2 separate regions of the Mus musculus genome follow, and region 2 is linked to region 1. Evidence: chromatin loops called from intact Hi-C (ENCODE). Cell type or tissue: left cerebral cortex. All regions are shown on one strand. Each heading gives the region's core, and the rest is flanking DNA. Links, peaks and the distances in the headings are about the cores only.

Region 1 (5,370 bases), core at 199-5,198:
GGACCACAGCCATAGCCTCTCTGTGGTCTCAAATGTCACAACTCAGAGGCTGAGGATGTGGTTCAGTCGGTAGAGTAATGTTCAATTTTAGAGGGCTGTGGTTCATTTGGGAGAGTCCTTGCCTAGCATGGATGAGACCCTGGGTTCCATCCCCAACCCTGTTAACTGGGCATAGTGGTCTGTCACTCAGGAGGTGAGGCAGGAAGAGCAGAAGTTCAAGGCCAGCCTTGACTACATAGGAAGTTCAAGACCAGTTTAGGCTAATAGAGACCCTGTCTTTGGTTTTGGTGGGGTTGTTTGGTTTGGTTTTTGTTTGTTTGGGGGAGTTTGTTGGTTTTGATTTGTGGGGTTTTTTTTGTTTATTCATTTGGTTTGATTTTGCTTTCTTTTGTCTTTGGTACTTTGAGACAGGGCCTCTCTATGTAGCCCTGTTTGTCTTGGAGCTCCCTATGTAGACCAGGCTGTCCTCAAAATCATAGAGATCTGGCTGACTCTGCTTCCCAAATGCTGGGATTAAAGTGTGTGTTAGCATGCCTAGCACAGCCCTGCCCCCCCCCCAAAAAAAAACACAAAAGAAGACATCACAACACTGTGATACCGCTCCCCTCCTCATGTCATCCTGTTGTCCCCTTTGGCTCTGGGACCACCTTCCTCCCTGGTCTGGTCTCAGCCCTGTCCCCAGGCTTACTCCATCTGCTCACAAACCTTTTCTCACCTATGGCACAGAAAGAGCGCTTTGCGGCCCTGGCCAAATTCAAGTCCAGCATCTATCGGATTCTTATTGCCACTGACGTGGCCTCAAGGTGAGACCACCGTGGCACAAGCAATGAGACCAAGAAGCTGGGCGTGGGGAAGCTGAGTGTAAGCCTTGGTTTCCCTACATGGACTCCAGCTGAATGCTCTGTACCTCCAGGGGCCTGGACATCCCCACCGTGCAGGTGGTCATCAACCACAACACCCCTGGGCTTCCCAAGATCTACATCCATCGGGTTGGCCGCACAGCCCGTGCAGGTGAGCAGAGCCAGGTACGGGAGGTTCCAGCTGCAGTGGGAGGCACTGGAGAACTGGGTCTACCACTCAGTGGGAACAGCTTTCCAGTGTCCTGGCTTCCATCCCCAGCCTGATGCCTCACTGAGATGCTGACCCAGGGGCCAGGGGAGGCATCTGCTTTGATATTCCCTCGTGCCTGAATTGATGGGGCCAGACTGGACCTGCTATCCTGCCCCTGTGGGTTTTGGGAAGTCTGAGAGTGACCCTGTCTTAACAAATAATAAGCACTGAGAAGCTGGCTGCTGTGGGTCATGAGCCCTATCAGCCGACAGTCTCCTTCAGCTTGGTCACCACTGAAGAAAGAGCAGTAGAGGACTAAGCTGGCCTCCAGCCATAAAGGAAAAGCAGCTTGCTGTCGGCCCTCATAAAGGGCAGCTTAGCAGACCTGCTCCCTACTGTCTCTCAGCTTCCCAGTGTCCCCTCTGCCTGTCATATGCAGAGCCCACCCTAGGGGCAGCCCTAGTCCTCTTCACTGATTTCTTGCCTCTGCAGAGGTCCCTGGAGCTGATCAGCTGGGACAAGCCTGTTGATGGGGCCCAGGTTCTATGACAAATGTGTCCCCACAGGGAGGCAGGGGCAAGCCATCACACTGGTGACGCAGTATGATATCCACCTGTTGCATGCCATCGAGGAGCAGATCAGTAAGTGGGTAGGGTCCAGGGTGGGTCCTGTCCAAGCCTGGGAGATGAATTCCTCTCCCTAGCTTACCTTACCCTGGGATATCTATTCCAGTACTCACCCTGAAAATGCACCCTGCACACAGGACGCCAACCCTGAAGGTCCCTGTGTGGTTTGGAGGTTGACAAGGACATGAGTTCTCAGGCAGGCCCTACAACCTACGTTAAACAGCCACCAAGGCGGGCCATCTGGAGCTCCTTGTAGAAGCTCTTTCAGTTTAACTCACAGTGGCCTGAAGACCTGTGCTCACAATGCAGAGCCTGTCTCAGCCTCTCAGGGAGCCAGATCTCACTTCATTTACTTGTTCATTTGTTTATTCAGTCATTAATTTGAGACAGATTCTTGCTCTACAGAGCTGGCCTGGAACTCAGCTGGAACGAGTGATCCCCCTGCCTCCAACCTCCCAGTGCTGTGATGACAAGCATGTGCTGCCAAGCTTGGCAGCATTTTGCTTTTTCTAAATATCATCAGTCCACATTTGGTTGGATCCAGACATCCAGAGCTGGGGGTGCAGAGGGCTGGTTGCACTCCCAGCCCAACTCAGTGTTTCCTGTCCCTGCAGAGCAGCAGCTGGCAGAGCTGGTGGTGGAGGAGGCTGAGGTTCTACAAATCCTCACGCAGGTCAACGTAGTGCGAAGGGAGTGCGAAATAGTAAGTGTGGCCAGCCTGTCAGGGTAGGGTGGAGTGGGGTGAGGTGGGCGGGGCTTCCTGCCCCAGGCCTGACTGACCTGTTCCCCTCCCCACCCCTAGAAACTGGAGGCTTCGCATTTTGATGAAAAGAAAGAGATCAACAAGCGGAAACAGATGATCCTGGAGGGGAAGGTAGTATAGGGAGGCATGGGTATGCAGGGACAGGCATAAGAGTGTGGCCAGTAAGGGTGGGTGGGACCTGGGGTCGGGTAGGGGTGGGGGAGCCAGTCCCTGGGAAGCTGCCCAGTTACATTCTCAGCTCCCTTCCGCAGGACCCAGACCTGGAGGCCAAACGCAAAGCTGAGCTGGCCAAGATCAAGCAACAAAACCGACGCTTCAAGGAGAAAGTGGGGCAGACACTTCGGCGGCAGAAAGCAGGGAGCACTGTCCGACGGTCGCGTCCTCCCAGATCTCGGCCCCAAGAGCCAGCCCAGGCTGAGGCTCAGGACTGAGCTGTAAACCTGGTGCTGGTGGCCCCTGACTTCAGTAAACACTCTTTGAAGTTGTCAGTCTGACTTGAGAATGGGGTGGGATGAGTACAGGGCCTTCAGGTCTCAGGATCCCAAAGCCTCTGTTGCCCCATGGGGATGACTAGTGCAGCCTTCCCTCGCAGTGTCCCTGGGGCGCAGGGCAGCAGCAGCCAGGGACAGCAACGCCACACGTAGAAATGTAACCTGGGTAGAAGCACTGCCCAAGGATTCTAGAAAACTCTACACAGTGCAAAGCTCAGAGACAGCTGGGGTCCCCTGGCCCCTGCCAGGGCGCCTTGAGGCCGCAGACACTCCATGGCAGACTAGGGTGCTGCCTCTGCCAGGCGTGCCAGGCCTTCACGCAGCTCGCTGAGCTCAAACAGCCGAACATCCAGCAGCTGCGCAGCCCGGCCCACCTCCGCCCGTGCGCGCTCCCGCTCGGCCCGCGCCTCCTCCAGGTTGCACTCCATCGACCGCAGCTGCTGCTCCAGCTCTGCATTCCGGGTCTCCAGGTCCTACACGGGGAAGACGGGGTGGGGTGGAAGCTCTGGTTGCCAGTTATGGCTGATGTGGCCCATGGCTCTCACCGGGTCAGTAAAGTGCCATTAAAGTGTGAAGTACTGAGTTTGGAATCCAATAGCTACATACAAAGCATGGCTGGCAAGCATTTGTAATCCCACTGCTGGGAAGACAGGCAGGATTCCTAGAGCATACTGGACAACCTAAGCATCCCCAGGCCAGTAAGAGACACTGTTTCTTCCTATTCTTTTATTTTTTTTTTGATTTTTTTTTTTTGGAGATAGGGTTTCTTTGTGTAGCCCTGGAACTCACTCTGTAGACCAGGCTGGCTTCAAACTCAGAAATCCTGCCTCTGCCACCTAAGTGCAGGGATTAAGGGCATGCACTGCCACTGCCTGGCTAGAGACCCTGTTTCTAAAAACAAGATGGACTGTAGAGATGGGTCAGTGGGTAAGAGTATGAACTTCTCCAGAAGACCTGAGTTCACTTCCAAGCACTGGTGTACAATACCACACATGTAACTAAATCTTAAAGCTACATGCACTGCATGTCTCACAGGCCTTTAACCCAGCACTCGGGAAGCTGCTGCTAGAGACACAGTCAGTATGAAAAACAAAAACCCCAAGATGAAGGTTTAATCCCCAGTACCCACATGATAGAAGGAGGGAAGAATGCTTAATAGCATGCTCTGGAGCCAAGCACTTTTAATGAAGTGGGCAGTGGAACTAAAGAGATGGTTACCTGAGGGCCCTGAATTTCAGTTGCCTTTCACCCACACATAATCTAATGCCCACAGCCACTGCCAGCAGCTGTAACCTCAGGGTGGGAGAGCAGGGTCCCACTGTTGATTGACTCAGCACCCAGCCATTCTGGTAGTAAGATAGTCTCAAAGGATGGTGTGCAAAGAAACTGAGGAAGACAGCAGCTCCAGCTTCCATACACATGCATGCGCATCTGTACCCACATGGGATGTATGTATGCACATACACTATACACAAAAACCCATGATAGGTGGTACCTGGGTGACATATAAATGCATAGAACAGGCTTCCTGTAGATTCTCTCCCTGGGAATACAGTCCTGTGACCAGGAGGGCCAATGATTCTGGGGTCCTGGGCCTTTGCACAATCTGCTCCCGCCCTCGAAGACAACAGGGTCATCTCCCCAGGACATTCCTGGAGATGCTCCAGATACTCTTGGCTGAGGTCTCTGGAAGTTTCCCTGGGACCTTAGACTGCTCAGATGTGGGAAGACTAAGTATGAGGTTGCTTAGCAACTTTAAGTAGACAGCCCTATTCCACTCGCAGGCAGATGGGACCTGTTCTACCCCAGGGGGTCACTCTTACAGCTGAGGTCCTGCAGCCAACCTGAACTTGCTGCTGTGTCTCTTCGCGCTCGGCAGTGTCTGGAGCCTCTCGGGTGCCAGTGCTCTGATTCTTCAAAGTCTGGATCTCCTGGAGAAGAAGGTGTCCCAGGTGTCCTCAGAGGCCCTGGATTCCCGAGGAGAGTACGACACGATCCCTAAGCTTGCCCCTGGCTCACCTGGTCCTTGGTCTGCACCCGAGCCTCCAGCTGCTCCACCGACTGGCTGGTTGCTTCTTTCTCTCCTGCCCGGACTGGCTCTACAGCCACCTGGGCCTCCAGCTCTGCTACCTGCACACATGCAACCCAGTGGTCCTACCATCCTCTGGGACATGAAGGGCCTGATGACCCCTATGAAGCTCTCACAGTTTCAAATCATTTTACAGCAAGAAATGGCCTGCTGGGGACTGATGGGTAGAAGGGATGTGGGGTGAGGGGTCCTCACCCGCTGCCTCAAGAGTTCAGCCTCTGCACGTTGGACCTCCAGTTGTTGCCTCCACTGAGTGGCCGCTGCGTTGGCCTCCCGAAGGGCTCCCGCCAACCTCTGGTTGCTGTCCTGAAGCGCGAAGAACTCTGCCTCCCACTGGACCTCCCCTACAGA
Region 2 (5,370 bases), core at 244-5,243, 53 kb after region 1:
AAGCCAAGGGTCCTAAGGTCCAGCCCCAAAGGAATCTTCAGAGCAGCGAACTGGATTTCATCTAGCACTGGACTTGTCCCAATGGTCACATCAGGACTTGGAGTGGGTTTCTGGATTTGGTTAGTGCCCTGAGGTTTGGAAGTAATACGACTGGCAACAGGTATTTTCTTCGTGGTCATGCTTTTCAGTGTGATAAGCTTCCCAACACCCTTTGCTCCAAGCAGACCCTGGGTGTCCCCCTTTCCTAGTAGAGTGCCTTCCTGGTCAGCTATGTTTAGAGATCGGCCTCTGGTCAGGACTTGCCCACTGCTTCTAGACACAGAGTCCACCTCCCCAGGATGGTCCAGGTCATAATCCCGACTTTCCTTCTCCATCCGCCTGGAGGAGGCCAAGTCTCCTAACAATGAGGGCCCAAAACCATATTCCTGTGACCAGGAGGATTCTTGAGAAACTGAGTGGCCCAAGTCTTGTTCCCAAGAGCCACGGAGCGCAAGTTTCCAGTCCTGAGAAGGAAAATGTCCCAGATTCCGGTGGCCAAAACTCTGGTCCCGGGAGTCAGTATGGGCTGGTTCCAGATCCCGGCCACATTCTTTGCGAAGATAGCTGTCTTCACCAACCGACTGGTTGCTAGATCTGAAGGAGGGTCCCACAAACATGTCACCTCTCAGACCCTCTCTTCCCATGTCTAGTGAATACACTCCAGATCCACTGGCGGAGTACCTGCTATCACCATGAATGTCCTCATAGACATCTGCTCTGGCTCTTGAGCCTGTCCTTAGGAGATCTGAAATAGATGGCCAGACAAACAGAAGGCACTTTAGAGCATGGACTCTAGACAGGTGTGAGGTGCAAACAATCTACTCTAATATTGCTTAAAATGGGTAGAGAGGCATCAGGATGGCTTAGTGCTTACCATGCAAGTGTGAGGACGTGAGATCAGAACCCACTGAAAAACCAAACAGGCGTGGGTGCCTGTAATCTCCCATTCTCAGGAAGTAGAGACAAGGAATCCCTGAGGCAAGCTGGCCAGCCACAGTGGCCAAAATTGGTGACTCCAGGTTCAGGAAGAGCCACAGTTTCAATAAATAAAGTGGAAAATGACTGGGGAAGATACCTGCACACACAGAGCACCCAGGTGTACACAGACAACGTGTGCACACACCCCGCCCCCCCACACCAATAAGAAAATGTCTATGGTGCCACCTCCAGCTCTCCACTAGCCAATCTGCACTGACCCACTGAGACCTGCAGTCATATATTCAACCAAGCCAGAGTAAAAATACATGGGAAACTTGTACCTGCATCAGTGTGGCCTTTCCCAGCATTCTCCCTATACAACAGCAGAAAGCACTGCCACCCACAGTTCCTGGTTATATTTGAGAGGATTCAAAACACATGGAAGAGGAGCACCTCTGTGCTGTGCAGATACCGCCATGCCATTGCATATTAAGGGGAAGCATCTTCTAAGCTTGCACTATATAGGGGCTAGAAATCCATGTGTGGGGCAGTGGATGGGGCCACCAGACAGAAGGACTTGTAAGGTAGTAGCAAAGTTCAGAACCCTGATAAAGCTCATAACTGAGAATGGCAGGAGTTCAAACTAGCTCCTGATCAGATTCCTGTCCTGGAACCACAATAAGTGGAGCATGACAAATGGTCACATAGTGTAGTGCCGTCTAGAGTTCTCCATGTTAATGAGGTATCCAGGGGCCTCCAAGTGTAGCCAATGAACATCCCTTCCCAGGCATCCTCATCTACCATGAATCTCCCCCCCCTACACACACAGCAGGGGCTTATCACAGGCCTTCAGGGCCTTATTCCCAACTTGTCACGGTTTCCAGCGATGCCTGGGTAAACAGGAAGATGGGAGCCCTGTTCTCAACTCTGAGTTTCCCAGCAGCATCTGTGTACACAGGAGGTTGAGAACCACACCCATGTCCTATGGGCAATTAGGAGTGATCACACTTATGAAGACATGTCTGTAAGCACCAGGCTTGAGCTTACCTGCTACCCGCTGTGGCCATTAGCCAAGACAGGACAATGGGTGACTCTTGAGGCACACATTAGCATCAGACACAGGCTCCCAAACTCATCACCAGCCCCCACCCCAACGTCACTCCACCCACACTTTAGAGAAGGGTCTATGAAGCCTGGATCTTCCACTGTGCCTGGCCCACTTCAGAGTTTTCATTTCTTTTTTTTTTTTTTGTTTTTTTCGAGACAGGGTTTCTCTGTGTAGCCCTGGCTGTCCTGGAACTCACTCTGTAGACCAGGCTGGCCTCGAACTCAGAAATCTGCCTGCCTCTGCCTCCCAAGTGATGAGGTTAAAGGCGTGCGCCACTTCTGTCTCAGAAGTTTTATAAGGCTGCTGCTCTTATTGCCTCCTGGAGGACTTCCTATCCCACACTGCCACTGGGAGGCAGCAGCAGCCTAACCCTAACCCACACCCAGGACAGCTGAGCAGGCAAAGGCCTGACCCCTGACCCCAAAGTGGTAGAAAGGCCTGCCTGGCATTAACCCTCATCTCTCTGGGGTTGAAATAGAGCCAGAGGCAAGTAGAAGTCACACTAAGTAAGGCTATGTCGGAGAGTCAAGTGTCATTCAGGGATGGGGGGGGTGGTTACACAGACGTCATTGTAGTTCCATCTGGACACAAAAAGAAACGCTGCAAGAAGCTGCCCCCAAAAGCTATCCATGGTGACAGCAGGGCCCAGGCATCTTTCTCGCAGTTGGATTTTAAAACAAAACCTACAATAAAGTAAAAAAAGAAAAAAAAAATCTGACAAAAAGGTACTGGTTACAAACACCTGGAAGGCCATCATTCAGGAGCTGAGGGGAGATAGGACTGAGCTTCAAGGCTAGCCTGAACAAGCAAGAAGACCTGTATCTCATCTTAGGACCCATATTAAATATGTATCAGCATTAAGTCTATAACCCCAGTGGTGGGAAGGCAGGGACAGGAAATCTCAGGGTCCACTGGCTAGCCCATCTAGCCACATCAGTAAGCACCTAGTATCTCAAAAGTCAAGGTGGGTTACTCTTACACATTACTAAGTCCAGCCACAGCACAAGGTACAACCTTGGCTGTCTCTGGAACCTAGCCTCTGTGCTCTCAGAAAATACTTCCCAGGAGATATCACCTCATTGATGCTGGCCTCTTCTTAATCATCACTAATTTCTTAGCTCCAGCTTTAGCTTGTACTTGTGGCTGGACTTAGTAATGTGTAAGAGTTACCCAGGTGGTAGTGGTTTTGAAGGCATGAAGGGGTCATGAAGAACAGCTGGGGCTTGGCACTGTGAGAAAACATGGAAGGCCATTGGTGAAGGTGCAGCCTCAGTTGCAATTGATGGCCCAGGACTGAAGGGGTCATGCAATAGAGTTGAGGCTTCACACCATAAAGAGAGCCTATGAGAGGTTATTGGTGAAGCCTAGTTGCAGCAACAGACAGCAGAGTTTTGGAGATGCCAGTACCATGAAATGACCACCAAGAACAGCAGCAACAGTGGAGTACAGGCAGCTGGAGCCTAGAAGACAAGGTGTGTGCTACAAAGGGCAGAGCTGGAGAAGTGACCCAAGCCCTTGGAGGAATCCAGAAGATCGTGAGTGGATCCCAGACATTGAACAGTTGGAGTCTGATTTTCCTTTTGATTGTGACTATGCCCTGATATTTTTCCCTGTTGAAGGAAGAAAGTATTTTAGTGGAGCCCACAGTTAAGAGACTTTTCATTGTAAAAAGACTTTGAATTTTAAAAGACATTGGATATTTTAAAGGGATTGAAATTTTAAGAATTTGCAAAGACTGTGGGACTTTTAAAGTTATTTAGATCTTGGAGATGAATAAGAAAGTGAGGGTTGAGGCTTAATAGCGATGAGTTTGTGTGTCAACTTGACAAGGGGTCAAATGTACTGGCTGGTTTGGTCAACTTGACACAAGCTATCACAGAGAAAGGAGCTTCAGGTGCCAAGTAGGAAATGCTGCCATGAGATCCAGCTGTAAGGCATTTTCTCAGTTAGTGATCAAATGAGGAGAAGGACCATTGTGGGTGGGACCATCTCTGGGCTGGTTGTCTTGGGTTTTACAAGAAAGCAAGCTGAGCAAGTCAGGGGAAGCAAGCCAGTAAAGAACATCCCTCCATGGCCTCTGCATCAGCTCTTGCTTCCTGACCTGCATGAGTTCCAGTCCTGACTTCCTTTGGTCAGCAATATGGAAAGTGTAATCTGAATAAACCCTTTCCTCTCTAACTTTCTTCTTGGTCATGATATTTGTGCAGGAATAGAAACCCTGACTAAGATACCCCCTTCCCCCTCCCAATAAAAAGACAAGAAAATGAACAGGTACTATGTATTAGAGTAATTGAAGAAAACACAAAAACCCACACTCATGGGCAAATACAAGTTCCCTTCTTTAGCAAGCACAGAAGTGTACACAGTAGGCACTGCCGTTACCAAGGGAAAGAGGTGGCTCAGTGGCAGAGCCCTTGTCTAGTACATATCTGGTCCTGAGTTCACTCTGAGCTCAGAAAAGAACACCCTCCACCCCCATGTATATGCATACACTGGTGGAAGGTGGGTACCAAGCAGGGTGATCCAATGGGCAGGAATACAGTGGGAAATGCTATTCTAAGACACTCTCATCATGTGTGAAGGGGAGGGGTGGGGGCAGACATAGAGCCCCACCAGCAAGAAACAAACTGAAATCATTTTTGGGCATGACTGTGGTCTTGGTGCAGTCAAGGTGGCAGAGTTAAGAGGCAAGAACAGAGCCAGGCAGTGGTGGCACACGCCTTTAATCCCAGCACTTGAGAAACAGAGGCAGGAGAATCTCTGAGTTTGAAACCAGCCTGGACTACAGAGTGAGTTCTGGGACAGCCAGGGCTACACAGAGAAATCCTGTCTCAGAAGACAAAAACAACTAATCAATCAAACAAAACAAACAAACAAAAAAGAGGCAGGAATCATGGCTGTATCATGCATTTCCTATGCCAGATTTACAGAAAAGAAAAATGTCCAGGATCAAGCAGAAGCCAAAGAAAGGATAACTGATAACATACAGCCTTGTTCCAAAACTAAGCGGCACTCTGTAAGGCCTGCTGTTTCTCTGCCAATCAGTTTTTCTTTTTCTTTCTTTCTGAGGCAGAGTCAAGCTGACCTCAAACTCACAGGGATCATGCTGCCTCATGCTGATACTATGTATCAGAACACAAGCCTTCACTAGTCTTCCTGAGGAAATTAAGATGTGATGTGTGGGGAGATAGCACAGTGGTTAAGAATGCTTGCTGTGCAAGCGAGTTAAAATTCCTACCACCCACAAAAGGGCCAGCCATGTCTGAACAAGCTGCAGCTACAGCACTAGAGTGAGGGTCACTGGC

What was found. A loop is a pair of places that touch in the nucleus more often than their neighbours do. Peaks named below come from ENCODE experiments on the same cell type or tissue, not always from the same donor. Only the 100,000 strongest peaks of a DNase experiment are listed, where the experiment ranks them.
Region 2: a loop joins it to region 1, with 2.0 times the contacts of the local background. A loop is called at or near these places in 4 of 42 quality-filtered maps.

The regions. Positions count from the first base shown.
Region 1 is chr8:70,291,008-70,296,377 of GRCm38, reverse strand. It overlaps Homer3 (homer scaffolding protein 3), which reads right to left. Exons shown (of 10, transcript NM_001146153.1): 7 at 5,215-5,370; 8 at 4,950-5,060; 9 at 4,775-4,861; 10 at 2,017-3,403. The coding sequence ends at 3,212. Ddx49 (DEAD box helicase 49) reads left to right here. Exons shown (of 13, transcript NM_001024922.2): 8 at 727-803; 9 at 914-1,011; 10 at 1,617-1,691; 11 at 2,291-2,379; 12 at 2,479-2,550; 13 at 2,691-3,512. The coding sequence ends at 2,870. Among named protein-coding and RNA genes, the nearest start is that of Ddx49, 8.8 kb to the left of the region's middle. In left cerebral cortex, for the core only: no CTCF peak of the experiment used is centred there; a DNase peak (open chromatin) is centred at 2,102.
Region 2 is chr8:70,237,905-70,243,274 of GRCm38, reverse strand. Sugp2 (SURP and G patch domain containing 2) reads right to left here. Exons shown (of 11, transcript NM_172755.4): 3 at 1-784. Among named protein-coding and RNA genes, the nearest start is that of Armc6, 6.2 kb to the right of the region's middle. In left cerebral cortex, for the core only: a CTCF peak has its summit at 2,409; no DNase peak of the experiment used is centred there.